Linked DNA regions of Homo sapiens: region 2 is linked to region 1. A link is a contact called in ENCODE Hi-C or POLR2A ChIA-PET data. All regions are on one chromosome and are shown on one strand. The core of a region is the stretch at or near the end of the contact, and the rest is flanking DNA. Distances in the headings are between cores, read along the strand shown. Region 1 overlaps LINC02937 (long intergenic non-protein coding RNA 2937). Region 2 has its middle 49 kb from the start of LINC02937.

The links. Hi-C counts contacts between places; a loop is a spot of excess contacts on that map. ChIA-PET counts read pairs that join two places held with the same protein, here RNA polymerase II (POLR2A). Pooled maps may share reads with other maps.
Region 2: a map of naive thymus-derived CD4-positive, alpha-beta T cell shows a loop between it and region 1 (4-fold over the local background). The contact joins two enhancer-like sites. A Hi-C loop is called at or near these places in 1 of 168 maps with a recorded cell type or tissue (naive thymus-derived CD4-positive, alpha-beta T cell), 4 of 37 single-sample maps with no recorded cell type and 15 of 50 pooled maps. POLR2A ChIA-PET finds 5 or more read pairs at or near these places in 11 of 52 experiments (GM10248, HepG2, activated CD4-positive, alpha-beta T cell and 5 more).

The regions. Positions count from the first base shown.
Region 1 is chr9:91,098,893-91,101,749 of GRCh38, reverse strand. LINC02937 (long intergenic non-protein coding RNA 2937) reads left to right here. Exons shown (of 6, transcript NR_184105.1): 4 at 1-81. Among named protein-coding and RNA genes, the nearest start is that of LINC00484, 19 kb to the left of the region's middle. Within about 2 kb of position 1,514, at least 21 of the 41 ENCODE cell types and tissues checked have a DNase peak (open chromatin) inside an H3K27ac peak, as active enhancers do.
Region 2 is chr9:91,210,812-91,213,668 of GRCh38, reverse strand. No RefSeq gene overlaps it. Among named protein-coding and RNA genes, the nearest start is that of LINC02937, 49 kb to the right of the region's middle. Within about 2 kb of position 1,513, at least 6 of the 41 ENCODE cell types and tissues checked have a DNase peak (open chromatin) inside an H3K27ac peak, as active enhancers do.

The DNA.
Region 1 (2,857 bases), core at 265-2,764:
GCATGGAATTTGCATATGAAAAGCCATTCCCACCTGTGTCCTTGTGTCTGTAAGGATAGGAGGATCCAATCTTCTTATCTGGTAATTGGTCAACTGGGACTGAGGGTTAGTGGGAAACCTGTGTGCCCCTACAGGCAGGAGGGGGACGGGGTGACCCTCTCCGGTGGCTCTCAGTCTGCCAGTGTCCCTGGACTGTTTCCAAGCCCAGGGTTCATCTGGGACAACTGGGCAGGGGGCTATCGCTGCAGCCAGCCCCTTCCTGGGTGTACTGATGAATCAGGCTTCCCTGGGGCTCTGGGGAGGGTGATACCCCTTGCCCTCCCCTTCCAGAGCCTTGTGCACTCCAGGTGCTCACCCTGGAGCTGCCTCCCTCCAGTCTTCCAGACTCAGGCTTAGCTGCCTCTCAGCAGCATTTCCCTTTGCCCACAGAGGCCTCCTCTCCTCTCCCAGCTGAGTGTTCACCACTCTTTATTTTATTTTAAACTTTGTTTGGGTTAAAGTGTTTTCTTTCCTCCCTGACCGTTTTTCTCATCTTCTGCTGCCTTTTCCTTCCAGTTGCGGGTTCTTAGGTTCTGAGCCTGGGAAGCTCAACAGTCCATCTGGTGTTTGTAGATGGCCTCAGGGGACCTGACGCATGTCCACATGCCCTTTGGAGCTGAGGGGTGGATAGGACACCTGGGGGCACACAGTCCCCCACCCCGTGCTGCTGGGACAGGACACACTGACCCGAGGCCCCTTCCGGCTTCCTGTGTGGCTCCTGGCCTGGCCATGGGAGTTATGAAATCAGAACTGGTGACTGCCACATGCCTGGGGCCTCAGCCACAGCCAAAACCTAAACCAAATGAAGTCAAATCCCCACCTTAACCCATCTGGAAACAAAAACAGTCCCAAAGAAGAGAGAGACGTGAGCCATTTTGGACAGGTGTGTGATTCTGAAATTGAGGGAATGAGCAAGAAACAGAAATGCGCTCACCAGACCAGTTGCTGCATCCACTGGGCAGTCTGGAGCCGTGTGTGTGTGTGTGTGTGTGTGTGTGTGTGTGTGTGTGTGACGCTGACGAAGAGTTTTGAAACACTGAACTGACAGGGACTTAGAGGTGGAACTGTGTGACCAAATGCTTTTAAAAACGATTAAACTAACTTTACAGAATTCATCCTGAGGAGGGAGAAATGGGCCCTGTTGTAAGGCTCTGGATGTGGGAATTAAAATGCAGGTACTGGCTTGGCCCAAGAGCTGAATGCACTCTTAAGGAAACTGAATCTTTGCCACAGTCGGCAAGCTCAACAGCGATGATTAAACATTTAATCAGACACATGATACTTTGTTGTGTGTTCATTGTGGCTACAGGAAAGGGTGCTGTAACAGATCTTTAAATAGCAAACCCGCGGCTAAATTTCACTTCATCCATCAAAGGCTGCTGCTATGCAATGACCTAATTTTAGCAGCTTATCAATCCCCCAGTGCTTGTTAGTTGATGTAACTTTGATCCTCTGATGCTAGATGACTTTTGTGCTGAATATAGCTAGAATTTAATATGAATCACTTGGATGGCTGCCCAGCTGAGCTCAACTGTATGAGAGAGAGAGAGAGAGAGAGAGAGAGAGAGAGAGAGAGAGAAATAGAGGATTCGGGCTACCGAGGTGAATAATAATATACACATAGGCTTCCTTTTTTTTCTGGGGCAATCAACTCCATATCTCTAGGCATGTATTTCAAGCACAATACCCTTGGACTTTTGCTTTATTTCTCCCTCCTAAACAATGAGACTCTTCTCCCGGCAAACATACATAGGAGGTAATAATAAGCTGCTACTGCCAAGATCTGATGACAGTGTCAATAATTGCAAGACATTTTAAATGAATTTTTTCTAAGCAAATCATTGCCTTTTGCAGTGAGCGTTTATTTCTACATAGGAAGAGAGGAGCTGAGATGTTACGAAGGAGCAGAGAATATCTTTAACAGCCCTCCTCCTCTTTCATTTTCTAAATTATTAGATTGTGCTTTTTTGGCTTTCCTACTGTCTGGCTTCTCATCTGAATTTTGAGATTTCCTTCCATCCTTCTGGCTCTTTGGCAGAACCACCTGTGTCCCAGGCATCCTTCCTGGACGGATGTGGCTGTTGCCTCACTCTTCTCCATTTGCCCTCATTGACATTATTTCTACCCATAAAATAGGGTCCTGTGGTTTATGTTCTTCATTTTCTGAACCTGGCAGGAAAGCTTCCTAGACAGGAGGCCTGGGCAGACACTGAAACACACCGGACTCCTGGATGGGCCTGGCCCCGGACAGCTTGCTGGGGTCTTGCCCACCCTGTCACTCCACCACTTTCTCATCCAAGTTGGGAGAGTCTTTTCATTTCCTCTAATTTCTCCTTCCAGGATTTAACCACTGCCTGCTTAAAACCTCCTCCACTGCAGATTGGGGGTGGGGGGGTTGGGAGGAAATACAGCTTAATCTGACTTGGCCACTGGTTAGCAGCTTGGTAGAGGAGGAAACAGGACTCCCCATCTCAGGGAAGTCTGTGGATCTCAGGGTATTTCATCTCCCTGGGATTCCTGTGCTATTATCTAGGGTGTCCTTTGAAGAAGCTGTCATGGTACAGGAGGCCTTTTCAATGGATATAAGATGCCTTAAGATCCTGAGAAGAAAGATTCCTTTAAAAAGAGATAATAAGCTTCTGTAATAAAATGTCCCAAATGAAATTTACTTTAAATACACACACTGTTCAAACTAGCTTCTAGGTAGCTTGAGAAATGGCAGTGCCACAGCAGCGGTCCCCAACCTTTTTGGCGCCTGGGACCGGTTTTGTGGAAAACAGTTTTTCCATGGATGGGGGTAGGGGAAATGGTTTTGGGA
Region 2 (2,857 bases), core at 264-2,763, 110 kb before region 1:
CAAAGACTGAAGCCAAAGAACCAAAGCGGACAGGAGACCTAGTGCAGTGGGACTTGCTGGGACCTCCTCCCAGCAAGTGGTGTGGTCGCCGACTGGCCTAGGAAAGGCGATGTTTGCACACAAAGGAGGAAAGAAAATGGGGCAGCCAGGATTGGAGCATGGAAATGGCTTGGGGTCATGGATTAAAGTGGAGACTGTTCTCTGCTTCCCTACCCTCTGCTATTTGCCTCCAATTTCTGTAAGGGAAAGAGGTGAACTTAACAACCCTTTGTCCTAACAAACACCTGCCTTCCTACCCAGGCCAGGTCAAGAAGCTGTAAACGGCCTCCAGGTTGCATGCCTGAGTAGCCACACCTGGGGAGTAGGCACTGGTGGGAGTTGTGTGGGACATTGGGAACTGGAGAATTCGCTGTGGAAAAAAGGAGAACATTCTGATGCCTTTAAGTAATTTGAGATAGCTCTACTTTACATTCATTTTACCAAACCACCCTGCCTTCCTAGTTTGTGTCAGGTCTGAGTCTGGTCATGCCAGAGACAACGTCCCCGGGAGTGCCCCTGCAGCAAGCTTCACTGTGGTACAGCCCAGCTGTGTCCCTAAGGTGTCCTCCTTTCACATTTCCATGTATCAGATAAACACCCATTTTACTGTGGATTTACATCCTCATTGTGGCGACTTCATTGCTATTTGAAGGCATGTAGGCTTCATTTTTTTAATTCTGAAACTTACATTTTTTAACTTAGGAATTTGAACTCAACCTCAATTCTAAAATTCTTATAAGAGGCAAATGTGGACTGGCTGGCTGCTGATGTCTGTCCTGACAAAGGTAGGCGGTGTCTTCACTCATGTTTGGACACTAAGGTGAGCGCTATTTTCTTTATGACCTTTGGTGCTGAGGCTCTGCGGATTTATGATGATTGCTCAGCTGATCATCATACTATAAAGAGGGCTTACTAAAATTCACATTTGGCACTCTCTGTGGTGGTCGTATCGGGTGGCATGCATACTAAACTTGCTGGGCTATTCGTTTTGTGCGTGATAATTTGCACCTAAAATGCTGGTGGTGGTTTTCATAGCCTTTTAAAGGTTGCAGGGCCAGTTTGTCCTATCCATGACATGCTAAATACCACTTTCTCTTGAACTGAGCAGGAAATAATTATGTCGTTAGGGAAAAATATTAAGAGTGTGCTGTGTGAGTCGTTTCTCTTGGATTCATACTCTAGTCTACTGTCACTGATCGAGCACCATTTAATTTCCTAACAAGTTCTGATGAAGTCACTGGAATGTATCTGAAAGTAAAGTCCTGTAGTGACTTAAGGTATTGCAGACTTCATGTATTATGGCAGAGAAAAGTGCCTGTCCAATTCTCTGAATAAATGTTTGCCTTTCTCTTGATTTTCCTTTCAGTATCGGTCTTGCTGCTAAGCAGTCCTGATCCTCCCCCAAGTCAAGCTCACAGGGCTCTGGATAGGGCCGTGCTACCTAGGGAGGGTCCCCTGCATGGGCTGCTCCTCTTTTCTCCAGCACACCGCCTGTTGGTGCACAGAGTTGGAAATGCAGTAGACGTATCCATGTGTTCAGACTAGGTTAGAGAAGGCTCTCAAGGAGGATGAGTGATCAAGCACAGATAGAATTCAGAAGATGAAAGCAAAATAAAGAAAAAATTTTCCGTTATCTCAGAGCATGAGGCCTACTGGTTTTGAAGTAATTTAGTGCTGGTTAATTTCTAACTTGTCTATGAAAGGAAAGGAAAAGAGGTCTCCAAGTTTCTGAAGTTCTGAGGCAAGAGAAAAGTTCTAGTAATGGCCAAAATAAGAGTCAGATTTTCTGAGACTGATTTCTGTAATGTAAAGGATCATTTCACGTTTGCTTTGTTCTTAATAATGATGGATCTGGTTTTCCTGTTAATCATTTTTTTTGTTGTTTTTCTAGCAATCAAAAATTGGCTTGTCACAAAGTGTTACTTTTCTGATAGCACTTTTCTAAGTGTGAATAGGCCAAAGTAGTGGAGTGTCGATTCATGGATCAGCACTTAGAAAAAGTGTGTACCTGCACATGGGTGTGTTGCTGGCCCGCCATCGGCCCTTTTCCTCACTTGACCTGAACTTCTACCTCTGGTGATATGCCCTACATTTGCTCTTATTCGGGCTCCAAGGATCCTGGCACACACATTCAGAAATAGTTAATCATGCCATTATTTGTCTACCGATCTAGTAAAATATTAACTAATACTTACATCAGTACGTATTGAACTTTATCAGAATAGCAATAGAAGTTATTTTCTCATAGTATATTAATAACTATACATGTTTCACAAAAAATAAAACATTTTAAAGTTAGTTGCTAATATTCTGGTAACACAACATAAGAGGTACTTTTCTGCATAAATGAAGCAGGATACAGATTGTGATTTGGGGTATTTTGGGAGGTGGAAGGTGGCTGAATCCTCTGTTCAATTGTATTTGTGTCTCAGGCTCCAAAAATATCACTGTTTCAAATGCTTGCCTTTGGATTTTCACAGTCTTCTTTGGGACCTCCAGAAATTCAGCTACCCCTTAGAGGGTTAGCACCTAATAAGCAACCCAAAATAATTCTCAGGGCAGCATGAGAGATCTGGGGACCTGGTGGGGAAAATAAAGGATGTCAAGGACAGACCAAGACATGCACCCATGTGGCTCAGGAGCAGCCCAGGAGACGCGCCTGTGTGGCAAGACATGAGATGGCCCCTTTTCCGGGAGCTGGCAGTTCCCTCAGGGGCCCCAAAGTGAGCTCCTAGGAACCAACATGTAAGGTCCTTTTTAAAGGCCTAATATAGAAACAGTACTGTGTGGTGTTTTGATTTAAGGAAACATTTTGACA